Regions from separate parts of the Homo sapiens genome. Here region 2 is linked to region 1. A link is a loop called in an ENCODE intact Hi-C map of the cell type or tissue named here. Cell type or tissue: PC-3. All regions are shown on one strand. Each heading gives the region's core, and the rest is flanking DNA. Links, peaks and the distances in the headings are about the cores only.

Evidence for each region. Hi-C counts contacts between places; a loop is a spot of excess contacts. Peaks named below come from ENCODE experiments on the same cell type or tissue, not always from the same donor. Only the 100,000 strongest peaks of a DNase experiment are listed, where the experiment ranks them.
Region 2: it touches region 1 in a loop (4-fold over the local background); 3 of 110 quality-filtered maps call a loop at or near these places.

The regions. Positions count from the first base shown.
Region 1 is chr9:114,734,637-114,745,419 of GRCh38, forward strand. No RefSeq gene overlaps it. Among named protein-coding and RNA genes, the nearest start is that of TEX48, 58 kb to the left of the region's middle. RefSeq lists an enhancer at 4,350-4,399. In PC-3, for the core only: a CTCF peak has its summit at 4,397 (motif pointing right); a DNase peak (open chromatin) is centred at 4,435; H3K27ac peaks cover 3,466 bases.
Region 2 is chr9:114,847,028-114,857,810 of GRCh38, forward strand. It overlaps the pseudogene LOC645266. Among named protein-coding and RNA genes, the nearest start is that of TNFSF15, 46 kb to the left of the region's middle. In PC-3, for the core only: no CTCF peak of the experiment used is centred there; a DNase peak (open chromatin) is centred at 5,384; H3K27ac peaks cover 3,309 bases.

The sequences.
Region 1 (10,783 bases), core at 1,152-9,151:
GCCACCACGCCCGGCTCATTTTTGTATTTTTAGTAGAGACGGGGTTTTGCCATGTTGGCCAGGCTGGTCTCAAACTCCTGACCTCAGGTGATCCGCCCACCTTGGTCCCCCAAAGTGCTGGGATTACAGGTGTGAGCCACCACGCCTGGCCTTCTTTGTTTTTTTTAACAATAGGGCTTCAGTACTTCTCTATGTACCCCCTAAACATGATCTAATTTAGGATCGTTTGTGTTTTAACTTTCTAAAAGTGGTATCACACTTACATGTAGTACTCCAAGAGTTACTTCTTTTCATTCAATATTATGCTTCTAGGATTTATCCATGCTGCTTGGAGCTATAATTTCATTGTCTTCACTGCACAGCGTTGCATTGCATAAATACATAATTTAGGGCCAGGTGCGGTGGCTCACATCTGTAATCTCAGCACTTTGGGAGGCCAAGGGGGGCGGGGTGGATCATGAGGTCAAGAGATTGGGACCATCCTGGCCAACATGGCGAAACCCCGTCTCTACTAAAAATACAAAAATTAGCTGGGTGTGGTGGTATGCACCTGTAGTCTCAGCTATTTGGGAGGCTGAGACAGGAGAATTGCTTGAACCCGGGAGGTGGAGGTTGCAGTAAGCTGAGATCGTGCCACTGCACTCCTGCCTGGGCGACAGAGTGAGACTCTGTCTCGAAAACCAAAACCAAAACCAAAACCATAATTTATTTATTATCTGTTGGTAGATAGTTGGGTTCCTTGCCAAGAATATTGTTTTTGACATTCTTGTGCATGTCTCCTATTGTATATTACAATAGCTTCTCTTAGTTATGTACCTACAATGCTTTTATAATTTAAAAAGTTTGAAGGATATGTACAAATGTAAAATATGCTTGAAAGTAATTCTCTTTTTGAGTAAAATTAAGCAAATAAATATTGTTTTGTTTGAAACAATCTAGTCATAGGACATTCCAGAAACTGATCTTTTATTGTATCATTAGCAGCTCCTGTAGCTTATCTCATTTCTTACGATAAATAAAGGTAGTTCAGAATCTTTAACTCAGTAGCTTTCGTTGAAGTATCTTTAAAAGCTCATATGTGAGATGCTGTAATCTTCCTTTTATTTTCACGCCTATATCCTGATTTCTTGACTAGGTGGTAAACAATGTGAAGGTATGTAATGAAGATATATTGCCTCCATTTACGGGGAAGGAAATTGAGACTCAGCGAAATTGAGTAATTTGCCCAAGTCACAAAACAGAGCTGGGAATCAGTCCAAAACCCATGCATGTCTTGCTACGGGATGCTGTGGGTCACAGATGTTTGTCTCCTTCTCCCCCAGTGTCTGCTCTCACCTCTTGCTACTGGGGTTGGCACATGAGAAAAGGAAGCCTCTGTATTTGGCAGGCTGGTTGTCTACTAATTGCTGTCATTTCTTAAATGCCTGCTATGTGCTTCCCAGACACAGTGCTAAAAACTCTAGCTGAGGCTGAGTTAATCCTCATGACAACAATATGATACTGATGTTATTCTCTACATTTCTCAAGTTTAGGGGAATGAGACCCAGAATGAATAACATTCAAGATCACACAGGTAGAAGAGACAGCAGAGTTGGGTCTCTAATCCAGGTCTGTCTTACTCCCAAGCCTTTATTCTTTCTAAAAATATCATATTGCTTTCAGAAGGAGAAAAAGCCAAATGTGCTTCCAATGTGGTATTACTTCCCATCAGGCTCTGATTAAGTATCTGTGCCTATGTTGCTAGAAGGAGGCAGAGTGACACAAAAATGTTTAGAACGATTATGAAAACTTAATTTAGATGTGCCTCTGGGGGGATACCACCCAGGGCTCAAACCCAAAACAGAACCTTTTGAGTGATTTTTGACTTTTGATACCCGAAGTCCTAGTCCCTGCTGGAATTTAACTAGGATGATAAGGAAGTTGGTCTGCATACACATATGTAATTGATGATCTTCAGAGTGGGGTTGGGTTTAAAAGCATAGACTCTGAAGTTGGGTGGACTTGAGTTCAACCCTGGCTCTTCCACTTATGAGTTGTGCGATCTTGGATAAGTTACTTAACCTCTCTGAGCCTAAGTTTTTCCATCTTTGGAGTGGTAATGATTAACAGTGACATCTTTATAGAGTTTTTGTGATGATTGATTCAACTCATGCAAACCTCATAAAATAATGCTGCTATCAGCTATTGTTAGTATTGAGTGATAATAGTAAAGAGACAGAGCAGTGAATCAGGCTAAGCTTCAGGGATTCGTCAAGAAATGAGAGGAATGGCCAGGTTATTCCACTGTGGGTGATTAAAAATCTGTACATTTGTGTTGCTTTGTGATCTTTGGACAAAGTCCACTAGATCAGTGGTCCCCAACCTTTTTGGCACCAGGGACCGGTTTTGTGGCAGACATTTTTTTCCACTGACAAGGTTGAGGGGATGGTTTCGGGATGAAACTGCTCCACCTGAGATTATCAGGCATTAGATTCTCATAAAGAGTACACAACCTAGATCCCTCTCATGCGCAGTTCATAGTAAGGTTTGTGCTCTAATGCTGCTGCTGATCTGACAGGAGGGGGAGCTCAGGTGGTAATGCTCGCCCAGCTCCTGCTGTGTGACCTGGTTCCTAACAGGCCACAGACAGTACCAGTCCACTGCCTGGAGGCTGGGGACTCCTGCACTAGATTCTCTCAGTAGCCCTGCAAAGCTAGCAGGGCCTACCTGATGGCCCTCTACTATCAACGAGAAAGCTAGGCCATGCAGAGAGTGGGAGGACAAGTGACTCACTCAAGGTTTCTCTTGCTTTTTCTTTCTCTTCCTTCCTTCCTTTCTGCCTTCCCTCCCCTCCTCTCCCTTCCTTCCTCTCCCCTCCCTTTCCCTCCCCTCCCCTCCCCTTCTGCCTCTCCCTCCCCCCTTCCCCTCCCTCCCTCCCTACCTTCCTTCCTTCCTTCCTTCTTTGCTTTCTTTCTTTTCTATCCTTCCTTCCTTTCTTTTCTTTTTTTCAATTGATGAATAATAATTGTATCTGTTTAAGAGGTATAATGTGATGGTTATATATATACATGTCATAAAATATTAAATCAAACTAATTAACATATCCATCACCTCACCTACTTACCACTTTTTCCCCCACCTGCTCTTTCTGGGGACAGAACTCAGGTGGCTTATTTGAATCCTACTTTGGTTGAAGTTTTCCGTGTGTGTGTGTGTGTGTGTGTGTGTGTGTTTATGTGTGTTTAGTTTCCAAAGGGACTTAGAAAATAAAGACTTCCAAAAATCCCATTAAAAAGGACATTTCCTCTCCATTGCAAAGACCCAACATGACCGCTTCTTTCGGCATTTATTAAAATGGCAAATTGGAACTGCTTGAGTGTGGGTTCTTATGGAAATCATGCGTGGGCTGGCAGCTGTGTTGGCATGAGGAGGGTTTGCTTTGAAGCCCTCTGAACTGTTCTAGCTTCATAGATAAACACCTGTGGCAGAGATTGGTCTTTAAAATAAAGGGTCTTTCTCTAACTTGTGTAGAAATCAGGTATTCTGTTGTTCTTTTCTCTTAGAATTATCCAGTTATGCTTACTAGTGTTTTCTTTTTTTTTTTTTTTTTTAAATGGAGACGGAGTCTCACTCACTCTGTCACCCAGGCTGGAGTGCAGTGGTGTGATCTCAGCTCACTGCAACCTCCGCCTTCCAGGTTCAAGCCATTCTTCTGCCTCAGCCTCCCAAGTAGCTGGGACTACAGGCACACCACCACCACACCCAGCTAAGTTTTGTATTTTTAGTAGAGACGGGGTTTCACCATGTTGACCAGGATTGTCTCGATCTCTTGACTTCGTCATCCACCCACCTCAGCCTCCCAAAGTGTTAGGATTACAGGCGTGAGCCACCACACCCAGCTGAGAAGTGTTTTCTTTCCATGTTTCCAAGAAGTTGCCATAGTTATAGCTTGGGTTATTTGTACCAAAAGCAAAACATTAACATGGTACATTTTAAAGAGAATAACATAACTTTTTGACAATATAACTGGGTGGGGAAATTACCCAATCTTGGGCAGAATCCAGCTAACCTGCTGCTGCTGACAGCATGGCTGAGCTGGGTCAAGGGCTCAGGGATGTAGGGATATGAACCACAAACATGAAGGTTTGGTGTTTCATGGCAGAGAGAAGGACCTTGGCCCTGGATGGGGGTCGAGGGTTTGAGGTCTGGCCTTGGCTCTGACAGTTGTCCTTGGTGTGACCTTAGGCAAGTCACTCTCACTCTTGGGTCTTTCATTGTCCCATCAGTAAATGAGGATGTTAGACTAAATGGTGTCAAAGATCTCTTTCACTTCTGAAATTCCACGATTCTGTGAGTTCTGTTTTTGTAGCCTTGCAGCCCGTTTGAAAACCATACCCTTTCCATTTAAGCCCACCAGAGGGCGATATGCCCCACGTGTTGGTCCTGCCCCGGTCCAAGAGACCTAATCACTGGGTTAAGTGCCTTAGAAGAGGAAGCCATGACTCAATCCCTGCTTCTAGGGAAGAGAGATGGAAGTGGACACTATTTAAGTTGCTTCTTGGATCTGCGATTGACCAGGGCTCTTCACGTCCATTTTCTCTTTGATTTCATGTCAGTTCCCTGGGCCACATGCCAGTTTCTTATTTCACAGGGAACCAAGACTTAAGGAATTGAAAGGACTTACCTTGGACTAGGTGGGTTTCCAGTGGTAGGCCCAAGACCTTACCTCTCCATCTGTGACTTGTCCTTCTGGGCCTTTTCCAGTGGATCTCAAGAGGCTGCCTCTGTTTCTAAGGGGCTCCTGCTGAACTAATAAGACAATTTACACATGAGTTGATTAAGGCAAAATACGAAACCGTATTAGAGTCAGGACTAGGAGCTACACTGCATGGATAGACAAACACTTCTTTCCAATGAAGCTCTTCTTCTGGGATTTGGACTAAATGATCTGTTAAATGTGAACTTCCATAGGAACTATAATGGTCTTGATTCTATGTTGCAGACAGTGGAATCCACTCTGGCTCATTTAAGTAGCAAAGGAATTTTTGAAAGGGTATTAGGAAACTCTCAGAATCTCCAGGAGAGGCAGAGAGTGAGAATCTGAAATTATGTAGCCAGAAACCATGACTAATTCCAATGTGGGGGCTTTTCTAGAAAAAAACCCACTGCTACATTTGCTTGCCCCCTCAGATGTTCGGAATTGGGCACATCATGGAAACTAATATTGACTGAGCATCTCCTATACAGTGGGCTTTGTGCTGGGCATGTATCTTATTTAATCCTATGGGATGGGTATGGTTATCCCTAATTTATATATAAGGAATGCAGGCTTGGGGAGTTTGATGACTTGCTCAATGAAACCCACCTCTCTCTGACTTCAAAATCTAGGCTCCAACAGAACAAGAGAATATGGACTTTGGGTTGAAACTAGGAACCACCACTAGTCCCCAAAGGGCAAATTCAAGGGAGGAGGGACTTTCTCTGTGTTTCTTACTGCCTTTGTAACTCTTTTATTGTCTAGTAATTTGGAAGAAGAGGAGCACAAAGGAATGTTAAATTCTAATTTTCTATTATTATTTTTTGCCTCTGGTTCTTCTGATCAGTAGAAATAGCTGCAAAGGAAGGGAGTCTTTCCCATATGATGCTTTGTGGGCATTACTTGGATCTCTCTTTGAATAAAAAATTGTTGGACTTGGAAGAGACCATGACATAGATTTATTCAATCTTGTTAGTTTATGAACTGGGAAACTGATTAGAAAACTACTTGCCCAAAGTCATATACTGTAATAAGATAATGGCTTTCATGCATTCAACAAATGTTCAATGAGTTGCCTACTACTTGCCAGTAAATGGACACAGTGTAAGATAGACAACTTCTCTGTTGCCATGAAGCTTTATATAAACAGAGATCCTAGAGGTAGCTTCACTTGTAGTTCTCCAACCTTCAAATAATCTGAAACAAAAATACTTTTCGCTCTTGGCTAGCCACATGTAGAAGAATGAAATTGGATCCTCATCTTATACAAAAATCAACTCAAGATGGATTAAGAATTTAAACCTAAGACCTGGAACTATAAAAATTCTAGAAGATAACATTGGAAAAACCCTCCTAGACACTGGCTTAGGCAAGGATTTTGTGACCAAGAACCTGCAAGCAAATGCAATAAAAACAAAGATAAATAGTTGGGACCTAATTAAACTAAAGAGCTTTTGCAAGGCAAAAGGAACAGTCAGCAGACTAAACAGAAAACCCACAGAATGGGAGAAAATCTTCACAATCTGCGCATCTCACAAAGGACTAATATCCAGAATCTACAACAAACTCAAATCAGTAAGAAAAAAACAGACAATCCCATCAAAAAGTGGGCTAAGGACATGAATAGACAACTGTCAAGATATACAAATGGCCAACGAACATATGAAAAAATGCACAACATCACTAATGATCAGAGAAATGCAAATCAAAACCACAATGCGATACCACCTTACTCCTGCAAGAATGGCCATAATAAAAAAAGCAAAAAACAGTAGATGTTGGCATGGATGCGGTGATCAGGGGACACTTGTGCACTGCTGATGGGAATGTAAGCTAGTACAGCCTCTATGGAAAACACTGTGGAGATTCCTTGAAGAACTAAAAGTGGAACTACCATTTGATCCAGCAATCCCACTACTGGGTATCGACCCAGAGGAAAAGAAGTCATTATTTGGAAAAGATACTTGCACATGCATGTTTATAGCAGCACAATTCATGATTGCAAAATCGTGGAACCAACTCAAATGCCCATCAATCAACAAGTTGATAAAGAAACTGTGGTATATATAGATGATGGAATACTACTCAGTCATAAAAAGAAATGAAAAAAGGCCACTGCATTTGCAGTGACCTGGATGAGACTGGAGACTATTATTCCAAGTGAAGTAACTCAGGAATGGAAAACCAAACATCGTATGTTCTTACTGATATGTGGGAGCTAAGCTATGAGGACACAAAGGCATAAGAATGATACAATGGACTCTGAGGACTTAGGGGGAAGAGTGGGAAGGGGGTGAGGGATAAAAGACTACAAATAGGGTGCAGTGTGTACTGCCTGGCTGATGGGTGCACCAAAATCTCACAAATCACCATGAAAGAACTTACTCTTGTAACCAAATACCACCTGTACTCCAATAACTTATGGAAAAATGAAATAAAAAAATAAAATTTAAAGTAAAAAACACTTTTGGCTCTTTTTCTTAATTTTTTTTAAACAATAAAGATAAAATGACAATTTTATCCAATGGCAGATAAATAGAAAAAAGTTTAACTATATTAGTTATCAAAAAATACAAACAAACCTTTTTTCCTTATCGATTTGCAAATATTTAGAAAAAAAAGACTGCCCAATGACGATGAAAGAATGTGGAATTCCACCGTCTCATACACTATTGACATAAATATAAATTAGCTTTTGTGAAGGAAAAAATTTGCAATATGTATCAAAACATTCTTGACCCAGAATTTACTTCTTAGATTATCTCCTGGAAAAATAACTCTGAATGTGTATGAAGATACATCAAATAAGGATCACAGTGTGATGTATAATAAACAGCAAAATCTGGCAATAATCTAAATGTTCAACATCTGATTGATTATATAATGTATGCTACAGCCACTCTATTGGTCAGGATTAGATTTGGCCATGTGTAACAGAAAATCCTAAATAACAGTAACTTAAACATAAATGGATTTGCCCTTTTCTACCTAAACAAAATCTGGAGGTAGGTAGTTTGGGTCACAAAGTTATTTAGAACTCAGGTTCCTTCTGTGTTTTCACTATTGCTATTCTTCGTGCAAGTTCAAGCTGTCTGCTAGAGCTACAGCTATTGTGTTCACATTCAATATGGAAGAGAGGAATGGCAACGTGCACAGCTTATTGGCCAGACCTTGATAATATGTATCTGCAAAGAGACTTGGAAAGGTAGATCTTTAGCTGGACACATTGCCTACAGCTTTGGCATAAGGAACAGAAAGAAATGAGAGAGAATGGGCATTGGATAGGCCTATGGTCTTCAAAAAACCTTGCTCACATGTTCCTGAAAAGGATTTTGAGTCTGGTCATGGTGGCTCATGACTGTAATCCCAGAACTTTGGGGGGCCGGGGTCAGGACTTTGAGACCAGCCTGGCCAACATGGTGAAACCCTGTCTCTACTTAAGATACAAAAATTAGCCAGGCATGGTGGCATGCACCTGTAGTCCCAGCTACTATGGAGGCTGAGGCATGATAGTTGCTTGAACCCAGGAGGCAGAGGTTGCAGTGAGCCCATATCAGGTCACTGCACTCCAGCCTGGGCGACAGAGCAAGACTGTCTCAAAAAAAAAAAAAAAAAAAAAAAATTTTGAAAAATTATCTACCATTTTGTACTTCTTTAAATTGTTCCTGATTTTTTTTTAAAATCACAGGTGTACATGAATATGAAGAATACAACTTCTGGCCCATTGTAAATATTGACATAAAAAATAAAGCTGTTGCATCATCTCTTAAAATACACCCAATGGAATGTAAATACCATTGTGATGTAATAGCCACCATCCTCCACCTAAAACATAACTCAAACTGTTGGCAAATCTCTATTTTTCTTTTTTCTCATTCTACTTCTTCTACAGACTTTTTCCTAATATAGTATATATTTTTCTGTTTGAAAGTTTTTTGAATTGACCACCTTATACCTTTCCGCCACAACAATATATATAGAAATATAAATTTTAACTTCATGTGGCTTTAAGATTTTAAAAGTATTAAAATATTTCTTTGGATTATCATTACAATTATTAATACTAGGTGGGGAGCAGTGGCTTATGCCTGTAAATCCCAGCGTTTTGGGAGGCTGAGGCGGGAGGATCGCTTGAGCTCAGAAGTTCAAGACCAGCCTGGGCAACATAGTGAGACACTGTCTCTACAAGAAATTTTTGAAAAAATTAGCCAGGCATGGCAGTGCATGCCTGTGGTCCCAGCTGCTTGTGGGGCTGAGGTAGAATTGCTTGAGCCTGGCAAGTCAAGGCTGTGGTGAGCTATGATTGTGCCACTGCACTCCAGCTCCTGGAGGGTATGGTATCTGCATAAACTATTTGGTATTTTTTTTGGTATAGCAGATTTGTCTCTTCTCCTTTTGTTAACTTAGTCACTCTTTTTTGTTTATATCAACACAGACTCATGGATATTTATTTTATACTTTGGGCCATAATCCAATACTATCTTATTGATTTGGTTGCTCAAATGGTTCCAGCTTTGGCCATTGGATGATCTTTTAATTGGCTACTGGGTCCCTTGGAAATAATCCCATCATTTTGTCTTTTGAGCATTTTCTTACTTTTTAGCATGAGAGGCCATTTCTTTTTTTTTCTTTTTTCTTCAACCTTTATTTTATTTATTATTATTATTATTTTATTTTATTTTTGAGACAGTCTCACTCTATCGCCCAGGCTGGGGTGTAGTGGTGCAATCTTGGCTCACTGCAACTTACGTCTCCTAGGTTCAAGCAATTCTTGTGCCTCAGCCTCCAGAGTAGCTGGGATTACGGGTGAGCACCACCACGCCAGGCTAATTTTTTTTTTTTTGTATTTTTGGTAGAGATAGGGTCTCACCATGTTGGCCATGGCTGGTCTCTAAATCCTGGCCTCAAGTGATCTGCCCGCCTTGGCTTCCCAAAGTGCTGGGATTACAGGTGTGAGCCACCGTTCCTGGCCTTCAACTTTTATTTTAGTTTCAGGGGTACATGTGCAGGTTTGTTACATGGGTATATTGTTACATGGGCAGGTTTGGGGTAGATTGATCCTGTCACCCAGGTATAAGCATAGTACCCGAGAGGTAGTTTCTCAGCCTTTGCTTCCCTTTATTCCTCCTCCCTCTTATGGTCTCCACTGTCTATCTTTCCCATCTTTGTATCCATGTGTACCCAATGTTTAGCTCCCACTTACAAGTGAGAATATGTGGCATTTGGTTTTCTGCTTCTGTGTTAGTTTGCCTAGGATAATGAGATGTCATTTCAGATCACTAAATTAAAATAGCACTTCATCTCCAACCAATCCCTCTCTATGACACAACCTTTAAGATATTTTTATGGAATGAATCACTATAAAAATTATCTTTTTTAAATTTTAAATTTTGTGGGTTCATACTAGGTATATAGATTTATGAGGTACATGAAATGTTTTGATATAGGCATGCAATGCATAATAATCACATCTTGGAGAATAGAGTATCCATCCCCTGAAGCATTTATCCTTTGTGTTACAAACAATCCAATTATACCCTTTTAGTTATTTTAAAATGTACAATTAAGTTATCATTGACTATAGTCACCCTGTTGTACTATCAAACAGTAGGTCTTATTTATTCTATATTTTTTTGTACCCATTAATTATCCTCACTTTCCCCCCAACCTCCACTACCCTTCCCAGCCTCTGGTAACCATCCTTCTACTCTCTATGTCCATGAATTCAATTGTTTTGATTTTAGATCCCACAAGTAAGTGAGAACATGTGACATTTATCTTTCCCTGCTGGCTTATTTAACTTAACATAATGACCTCCAATTCCATCCATGTTGTTGCAAATGACAGAATCTCATTCTTTTTTAATGGCTGAATATACTCCATTGTGTATATGTGCCACATTGTCTTTATCCATTCATCTGTTGATGGACTCTTGGCTTGCTTACAAATCTTGGCTATTGTGAATGGTGCTGTAACAAACATGGGAGGGCAAATATCACTTCGATATCCTGATTTCCTTTCTTTGGGTATATACCCAGCAGTGAGACA
Region 2 (10,783 bases), core at 1,655-9,654, 110 kb after region 1:
GTGGCCTCGATCATGGGGTGGTCGTAGATGAAGGAGCAGAAGCAAAGTAAAGGAAGATAAATTTAAAGGAAGTGTTTCTGAAGGAATGAAAATTGAGCAGGAATCTTTGTCTGATGATAAGCTTGAAGATTTTGATGTGGAGGAAGAAGATGAAGAAGCCCTAATAGAACAGAGAAGAATCCAAAGGCAGGCAATTGTCCAGAAATATAAATATCTTGCTGAAGATAGCAATATGTCCATGTCATCTTAACCAAGCATCCCCCAGAGCAGTATGAAAACATGATCACCTTCTCCAGATGACACTCTGGAGTGAGTAGCTGCTGACGTTAAAGAGTATGAACGGGAAAATGTTGATACATTTCAGGCCTCAGTGAAAGCCAAGCACAATCTAATGACAGTTGAACAGAATAATAGTTCATCTCAGAAGAAGTTGTTGGCACTTGATAAGTTTTACAGAATCTGATGATGTTTGCTGACTATTTTGATAGTGCTTGCCTTTGGGTTGCTGGCAATGGGTAAGATTCAAAGAGAATCCCAACCTCAGAGATAACTGGACTGATGCAGAAGGCTATTATCATGTGAACATAGGTGAAGTCCTAGATAAATGTTACAATGTGTATGGCTACACTGGGCAAGGTGTATTCAGTAATGTTTTATGAGCCAGAGATAATGCAAGAGCCAACCAAGAAGTGGCTGTAAAGGTCATCAGAAACAATGAGCTCATGCAAAAGACTGGTTTAAAAGAACTAGAGCTCTTGAAAGAATTTGATGCTGATCCTGATGACAAACTTCATTGTCTGCACTCTTCAGGCGCTTCTATCACAAACAGCATCTCTGTCTCATATTTGAGCCTCTCAGTATGAACTTATGAGAGATGTTAAAGAAATATGATAAAGATATTGGTTTTCGTATTAAAGCTGTAAGATCCCATAGTCAGCAGTTTTTCCTGGCATTGAAACTCCTTAAAAGATGCGATATCCTACATGCAGACAACAAGCCAGACAATATCCTGGTTAATCATCAAAAACTATTTTAAAGCTTTGCAATTTTGGGTTGGCTTCACATGCTGCGGATAATGACATTACACCTTATCTTGTCAGTAGATTTTATCATGCTCTTGAAATCATTATAGGTAAATGTTGTGACTATGGTATAGATATGTGGTCAGTAGGTTGCACCTTAAACTCTATACTGGAAAAATTTTATTTCCTGGCAAAACCAATAACCATATGTTGAAGCTTGTGATGAATCTCAAAGGACAGATGCCAAATGAGATGATTCAAAAGGTGTATTCAAAGATCAGCATTTTGATCAAAATCTCAACTTCATGTACATAGAAGTTGATAAAGTAACAGACAGGGAGATAGTTACTGTTATGAGCACAATTAATCCAACTAAGGACCTATTGGCCAACTTGATTGGGTGCCAGACACTTCCTGAAGACCAGTGTAAAAAAGTATACTAGCTAAAGGACTTGTTGGACCAGATTCTAATGTTGGGCCTAGCTAAATGAATTAGCATCAACCAGGCTCTGCAGCATGCCTTCATCCAGGAAAAAATTTAAGCAAGATGAAGAAACTCTAAGGGTTTGAGTAAATACAGAGACTGAAGAAATTTCACAGCACTTTATTAATGAATGTAAACTTATAAATATTTCTCCAGCAAATTTGAGGAAGCATGATATATTTGAGTTTCTTTTAGAAATGTTAATCTGTTTCGTGTCTTATGTGAAATTTCACCATAGAACTGTTTTAAATTGCCAAGACTGCACAAAATTACAGTGCTAATGTATATGGTTGCAGTTCACATTAAAGACAAAAGCATCTGTTATAAAATGAGTAGTAATATTAGGTGGTTGATTTGTTTTTAGCAGACTTGGCTTCATTTTGGTCTTCAGATAAAATGGCCAGCATAATTGCTGTTTATATTCCCGTTTTCCTACGTGTGTGTGTGTGCAGGCCACAGCAGCATGCCGTTGATGTAGTCAGTGCCAAGAGGGGTCTGTTTCTTCTTGAGCCTGCCTGCAGGGATGGTCTCCTTACAGAAAATGTGGCACATATACACCATAGAATACTATGCAGCCATTAAAAAGAATGAGTTCTTGTCCTTTGCAGGGACATGGATGAAGCTGGAAGCCATCATTCTCAGCAAAATAACACAGGAACAGAAAACCAAACACTGCATGTTCTCACTCATAAGTGGGAGTTGAACAATGAGAACACATGGACACAGGGAGGGGAACATCACAGACCGGGGCCTATCGGAGGGTAGGGGGCAAGGGGAGGGAGAGCACTAGGACAAATACCTAATGCATGTGGGGCTTAAAACCTAGATGATAGGTTGATAGGTGCAGCAAACCACCATGGCACATGTATACCTATGTAACAAACCTGCACGTTCTGCACATATATCCCAGACTTGAAGTAAAATAAAATTAAAAAAAAAAGCAGGTTGTGTACAGCATTCACTACACTGAAGGTAAGCTAAACCATCAACATCTCTGGTGTTTTAAGATGTCATTTTATTGGAACAACTGACAAATGAGGAATGTTAGTTTTGTGGCAGAATTCCTAGCATGCGTGATAATTGATCTTGTTTTTCTTTTTTGGCATTGCAACTGTGGCATAGTTACAATTTCTGTTCTATTCGTCACATTTAAAATTGGAAGAGAACACACTTGATGGATAGAGTGCCTTCAGTGTACTGTTTCTTATTAACTTTACTTTTAAAAAATCAACTTGCTATAGACTGTATATACATTTTGTTAAATACAGTTCCTAGTGACATAGAAACACTGCATACTTTTCATTTACTAATTACAAATGTTGAGGCCTAATTCTGAAAGTCCTCATATTTAAAGGTTAGACAGACAGGGTAATGAAATTTTTAAGTATGTGTATGTCATTTTGAAAGTGTACTGCTTTATGGTAAAAGTGTTTTAATTTGCTCATTGTTTTCATCATCTGTGATCATGTTGTCTTTCAATACAGGCATAAACCTTCTGCTCTTGAACAAAGCAGCTGCTTTTTAAAAGTAGTAATTGCTGCTTTACTTTTTATTTCTTTTGTAAATGAAACTTTTCTTTAAGAATGTGACTTTAAAGTGTTGTCTATTGCATAAAACAGTTGACACTCCTTGTAAAGTGAAGATTGTTCTACTGCATGTGAAGTGGGCCATGCAGATTTCTGTATGTTCTCAGTATGTACCACTAGATAATAAAGTCTTTTGTAAACAAAGAAAAAAAAAAGAAGGGAACAATAGACACAGGGACCTACTTGAGGAGGGACACTACCTATTGGGTACCATGTGCACTACGTGGGTGATGAAATCATTTGTATACCAAACCCCAGTGGCACACAATTTACCCATAATACATCTGTACATGTAGCCCCTGAACCTAAAATAAAAGTTGAGAAAATAAAAAAAAAAGGGTTGGGTGGGGACCAACAAATAAATTTATGCTTATATTTACATTAAAGAAACACTGGACAGACGCTACAGGAAGTTATATAAGTTTTTACCAATATGAGGCTTTGGGAAAGGAATGGAGTAGGTAAGAATAGAGGTAGGAATGACCTATCTGAATATAGACCTTTTAAATTAAATAAATAAAAGTCACTTTTAAAAAAGAAAGTATCTAATGTGATAGTTCCTTACAAATAAATGACTCATTTTCATAATGTTTGGATATACTACCAGAGCCTTGACTTTCAGTAAAATCTTTTCTCCTCTTAACTAATGCTTCCCCTCCTCAACCCCAAGTTACTTCTTACCTTTGGAAAAATGATATTATGTACCCCAATGCGGTTTGTTCTCAAAAACACTTATGGCAAGGATTTGTTTTTATTCTTCCAGGATTCTTCATTTCTTGTCATAGAAGCATGGGATCTCTGGTTACAATGAAAATATCAACCAAAGCCTAGTCAAGACTTTGGAACACATAATTATTTCCACATTTGAGTGGCACAGACAAGAAGGAAGTAGGCAGGGTAAGTATTCATTTATTCAAAAAATAGTTACTGAGTACTTATTATGTGCTTGGCTCTGAGGCAAGAGGCATTTGCTCCCCTGAAGAAGTTTAATTGTGACGTGGAAACAATGACAAAACAGTGTGAAGAGTATGATTCGCAGGAAGCATTGTGTCTTGCAGGGCTGAGGAGCAGAGGCACCTCCCTCTTGAGGGGGTGGGCTGTGGGAATGGTTCAGACCAGGATTCTCAGAGTTGTTGACTTCTATGCTACCTGAAGGATGAGTGGGATTAGAGGAAAGAGGTGTTTATGTGCATGCATGTGAACAAGCATGTATATATGTGTGTACATGTGAATGAAGACCATTTTAAGTGGAAGGGGAACCATGTCCAAAAAGCCTAGAGATAAGCATGGTTGTGTTACATTCAGAGAAGGACAAGGGGATCCCTGTGTTGAATGTAATGTGATCTGAAGCCTTCGAGGTCTAGGAGGGTTTCCTGGGGGAAGTTACAGTTGAGCTGATGGGTAAGAGATTGTGGAGACCGCCAGCTAATCAAGGGGAAGAAGGGCAGGGCTCTCTGAGTGAGAACCATATCTTGAACAAAGGCGCAGAGGAAGTGGATGCCTGGTCCCTTCAGGAAAATACAAATTGCTCAGTCAGACCAGAAAACAGATTGGAATGGAGGAGGAGAGGGGAGGCAGCAGAGGTGGGGAGGCGATAACTATCCTAGCTCTGCCACTCACTAGCCTTGAATAAACTGGGGTTAACATTTCCCAGCCTCAGGTTTTTTTAAATCTTAAAGTGGGGACAATAATAATAGACCTTGATGCATGCATTGTTTTGAGGATTAAGTGAGATAAACTTGTAGACCACCCAGCACCGTGCTTGGTATATAGTAAGAGCTGAGTAAAGGGTAGATTTGATTATCACTCATCACTTTTGAATTGTTAATGTGCTGGTTAGTAACCTAACCACTGTTTGCAGCTGGAGGTTTTGGAAATTCTTCTCTGAATTTTCCCAGAGTCCTTACTGGAGAGATCCTTGGCTGGACACAGTGCCTGGCACATCATTGACAGTCAAAGGATAGATGCAGAAGGGCAAGGGAGGTTATTCTTTGGGTTCTGACCACAGGGATGAACCTCAAAAGAAATAGACGGGAAGGCTCTGCAGATGTTTGGTCCTTATTGGGAGATGCTTCTCCCTCTTGATTGAGAAATTTCAGACATTTCTTCTTGCAGCCCGCTTTCATTTCTTGTTCCAATTTTAATCTCCCCCCTCCCCCCGACCTTCTCCCCACTCAAAGTAAAAATGTGTATGTTGTGTAAGGAAGGAGGGTAAGGAAGGAGTGTTGTGCAACAGTTCTTCATTCAACGCAGTACTGCTCTGCCAAAAATTCTATTTGTGGTATTTATCTTTTCAGCTGAGTGGCTGACACTGGGGTGTGTACAATGTTTAACAAGAGAGAAAGTTTTATGCCTTTAACCTTTACAAGAAAGAAGGAACCCCCAGGGGCAACTGGCCCATCCAGTTTCTACTGAAGTTCAGACCTCTTAGGGTTCCTTGGCTCTTTTCTGAAAGTCATTGTGGCCATCAGCTCAGGGCAGAGGGGCCAGTCTACTATATTTACAACTATCAGGCTGGGTGCGGTGGCTCACGCCTGTAATCCCAGCACTTTGGGAGACCGAGGCAGGCAGATCACCAGGTCAGGAGGTCGAGACCAACCTGGCTAACGCGGTGAAACCCCGTCTCTACTAAAAATACAAAAAATTAGCTGGGCGTGGTGGCAGACGCCTGTAGTCCCAGCTACTTGGGAGGCTGAGGCAGGAGAATGGCATGAACCCAGGAGGCGGAGCTTGCAGTGAGCCGAGATTGTGCCACTGCACTCCAGCCTGGGCAACGAGTGAGACTCTGTCTCAAAAACAAAAAACAAAAAACAAAACAAACAAAAAAACCAAAAAGAACTATCAGGGTCACCCTATCATCAAACATGAATGGGGTGGCAAGAATGCTGCATGGCTTCCTTACTTCTTTTTACAAATTAAGAAAAATGCCAAACCAAATCTTGACCAAACCAGCTTTCTTTAGCTATTCCCTTAAAGTCACCCCACGTCCTGGCCATGTCAATTAACATGTGCCTGTACTTTCATGTCTTCTTGCTTTTGCCCAAGCTGGGCCCTCTGCCTGGACTGCCCTCTGCTACTTGCTCTTCTCCACCAGGCTGACTCCTACACTGGCTGCTCCTTGTAATAGGCTCAGGCTGGCCTCTTCTCTGTGATCTTCCCCATATGTTCACCTTTTCCCTCGCAGCAGATGACTTTCTTCGATTCTTCCTCTATTGTCCTGAGTTCTCAGATTAGCATTAACCTGGGAGCTCACTGGGACAGAAATCCCACTGGACTTGTGTCTGTAATCCAGTCACTATGGTTGTGTAGAGATTGGAAGAATAAATAAATGAATTAGTGAATAAAATAACTGAGAGTAGGCTGAGAAGACCCACTAGAATAATTTTTTTTTTTAGTTTCTTAGAACACTTTAGAGAAAATTTTCTTGATAGATTTTCAATCTTCATAATAGGGTAATAAAAATTGCATTAAAAAGTTTATTGTTTAAACAGTCATGTCACAAGTAATGAATGTAATGAATGTTTATTGTAGATACTTTAGAATTTACAGATAAGTAAGGAGCAAAGTACAGTCTCCTGTAGTTTTGCACCTAGAGACAACCTACACTGAATGTTTTGACATATATGCTTACATTTCATCAAACAAATATGAACATATGCAATTTCAAATACTGTATAAACTATTTTATAACCCCCCTTAATCACCTATTATATCATGAAAATCTTTCCTGTCATTAAATGTTTTTGTTTTCATAGCTGCATGATATTCAACTAAAGACATAATTTATTTAATGATTTCCCTGGATATAGGGTTTTTAGATGGCTTCCAATTTTTTTCTTTTTGTTGTTATGAGTAATGCCATAAGGAGCATCTTTGCAGCTAATATTTGTGCAAATTTATGTTTTTCTTCTCCTTTTTTGGAGAAGAAATAAAATAGTGAGGTCAAAGGACATACATATAATTTTCACGACTTTTGACACAAGCGGCCTCCTTGCCATTAAGGAAACTATACCATTTACACTCCCATTGAAGTGACTCCTTGTCGACACCTGGCATTGCCATTATTTTTAATATTTGGCAATTATTAGATGAGTAGAAACTGGTATCTAATTTTAAGATGCAGTTCTTTAATGATTGATGACATTGAACATCCTGTTTGCTGTTTGATCATTTGCTTTTCTTCTTTTGTGAATTACCTATTAATTATCTTCGTTCATGTTCCAATTGGTGGGTTATTTTTTTTTCTAGTAGCAATGATAATACTAATACTGGGGCTCACTGTTTGCTAAATTCTGTCATCTTATGCTTATAGTAACTGTGTGAAAAAGTAGGAGGTCTTACTTCCTCCTGACACCATGTATGTGGTATCTTTTCCAACACCACTTCTACTCTCTGACACCACCTGGGAGTCTTGTAATTCTATTCAATTCTGACACTAACTACCTGAAGTTAGTGTCAGACTCTAAGGTTTAAGGGCTCAGTCCCATAAGACTGCCTCCATTTTAGATGGCAGTTGCAAGTACTGGGTCATCTGTACTTCTGACCAATGGCTACAAACTGGGGTTCCCATGACCCCTCTCCTCAGGTTTGATTATCTGCTAGAATGACTCACAGAACTCAGGAAAGCACTTCATTATTTTTAAACTTTTTTTTTTTTTTGCTCTCCTGTACTTTTGTAATAGTGTATCGTAGCTTTTTTCTTTCTTCTCTATTCCCCCTAAGAAAACACATTATTTACTGTTACTGGTTTATTTAATTTTAATTTTTTTTTTTTTTTTTTGAGACAGGGTCTCACTTTGTCACCCAGGCTGGAGTGCAGTGACGTAATCATGGCTCACTGCAGCCTCAACCTCCTGGGCTCAAGGAGGATCAAGTGATCCTCCCATTTCAGCTCCCCAGGTAGCTGGGACTATCGGTGCATACCACTATGCCCAGCTAATTTTTTGTAGAGATGGGGCTTTGCCATGTTGTCCAGGCTGGTGTCCAACTCCTGAGCTCAAGCGATCCACCTGCCTTGGCCTCCCAAAGTGCTAGGATTAGAGGGATGAGCCACCGTGCCCAGCCTGTTACTGGTTTATTTTAAAGGATACAAATCAACAGGCAAACCTTTATAGAATGAGGTCTGGAAGGGTCCAGATGGCAGGAGCCTCTGCCCATGTGAGTTGCGGGGTGCCACTTCCCTGAAATGTGGATGTGTTCACCAATTCGGAAGCTCTCAGAACCCCACTGTTTAGGAGTTTTTATGGAGGTTTTTATTATGTAGGCATGATTGATTAAATCATTACGCATTGGCAGTTGATTCCATCTCCAGCTCCTCTCCCCTCCCTGGAGGTTGGGTTGAAAATTCCAAGCTTTTAATCAAGGATGGGTCTCCCTGGTGAACATCCCCCATCCTGAAGCTATCTAGGAGCCCACCAAGGGTCACCTTATAGAACAGAAACTGCTCCTACCACCTTCATCACTAAGGAAATTCCCAGGATTCTAAGGATCTCTGTGCCAGGAAATGAGACAAAGACCAGTTATTTTTCTTATACCATAGAGGGCATTTTCCTCATTTTGCAGAGAAGGAAGAAGGCAAGGAAAGAACGTGGCCCAAGTCATACAGTTGGCAAGAAGGAGCACTGGGGCTGACTCGATTTGTCTGTCTGCCAAGACCATTTCTGAACACAAGGTTACATGGCATTATTAATATTTATTAGCTCCTCACATATTAAATGTAGTAACCTATGTCTATGAAAGATGTTGCATTTTCCTTTTTACTCTATTATTTGTCCTTTATTGTTTTGACTATGGAAGTTTACATTTTTTACATGATTATTTCATTTGAAAATAATTTCAAATTTTAAAAACTATGGATTTGAAATCCATAGGCACAAAAGCAGTACAAAAAGGCACATAATGACAAGTTGATCACCTCCTCACTTCTGACCCCTAGTCTTCAGTTTTTCACTCCAGAAGTTTAATTTTTTTTTATAGCTGAATCCATTCATTATTTTTCCTGTGTGGCTTCTACCTTTAGTGCCATATTTAGAAGTTATAGCACTACTATAAGGTGCTATGAATATTCATTTATATGTTTCTTACTGCTTTTGTGGCTTATTTTTTAACCCATACTTTTTAATCTCATAGGATTTATATTGACTTATGACACAAGGTTAAGATCCTTTTTTTTCTCAGTAGTTAGCTAACACATGAATTTTAAATTTGGCAGTAAGACAGATAATATTTCATGTCAAGTTGCAGAATCCAAGAGGAGTTATTATGCAGTAAAAAAAACAGAAAAGATGCTTCATCTGGAGAGAATGCTGAGGATGACACAAGAAAAAATTGCTTCTGGGAGGAGAAAATGAATGTGCTCATGATCTCACCAGTGGAATCCACAAGTTTTAACAAATCGGTTTGAACAAATAACTTATACAACGAAAGAAGAAACCCTCAGGGCCACTTCCACCAGATGCCCCCAGCTGGATTTCTCTCACCTGATTCTGCTGCAACAATCAGGGAAGAACAAAGCAGGAGATTCTCTTGAGGACCTGCTCAATTTTCTTGGGTGGAGGTCCATTTGCTCTTCAGTGTCTTTGAGGCAAGTCGCCAATCTTGGGACCCATGGGGAAAGATCATGACTCTGCAACTTTGTGTAGCTCAACTGGTGCCAAAAAACTAGGACCTCTGGAGCAACTAACTTGGAGGAAAGTAGGGTGGGGAGTTTGTGGAGACCAGTCCGGGGAAGTCCAAAATCTGCTCAAGTTTCCATTTTCTCATTGTTTCCTTTGGTAAACTTGAATATCCTCCAACTCTGTAGTATCCCCAAGATTCTTTCCAACCCAAAGTCTATAATCCTTCTAGGCATTGTCGTCCTCTTAGGCCTCAGCTATTCATTCTTCAATTTAAATTTATTCATTAATTCAACAAATATTTATTGAGTAGTTCTGTGTAGATAGAAATTGTTCTCACAACTAGTCCACATGCTCCACATCACTAATCACTGGAGAAATGCAAACCAAAACCACAATGAGACACCACTTTAAACCAGTCAGAATGGCTATTATTAAAAAGTCAAAAAATAGCAGGTGCTGGCAAGGTTGCGGAGAAAAGGGAACACTTATACACTGCTGGTAGGAATGTAAGTTAGTTCAGGGAAGCAGTTTGGAGATTTCTCAAAGAACTTAAAACAAAACTACCATTTGACACAGCAAACCCATTACTGGGTATATACCCGAAGAAATATAAATAGTTCTACTAAAAAGACATATGCACCCATATGTTCATTGCAGCACTTTTCACAATAACAAAGATGTGGACTCAATCTAGATGCCTATCAGTGGCAGACTGGACAAAGAAAATGTAATACATACATACTGTGTAATACTACGCAGCCATAAAAATAAACAAAATCATGTTTTTTGCAGCAACATGGATGCAGTTCAAGGCTAATATCCTAAGCAAATTAATACGGAACCAGAAAACCAAATACTGCATGTTGTCATTTATAAGTGGGAGCTAAGCATTGAATATACGTGGACATAAAGAAGGGAACAACAGACACTGGGACGTACTTCAGGGGAGATACCTCCTGTCAGGTACTATGTTCACCACCTGGGTGATGAAATCATTTGTACACCAAACCTCAGCAACATGCAGTTTACCCATGTAACAAACCCATGCATATACTCCCTGATCCTAAAATAATA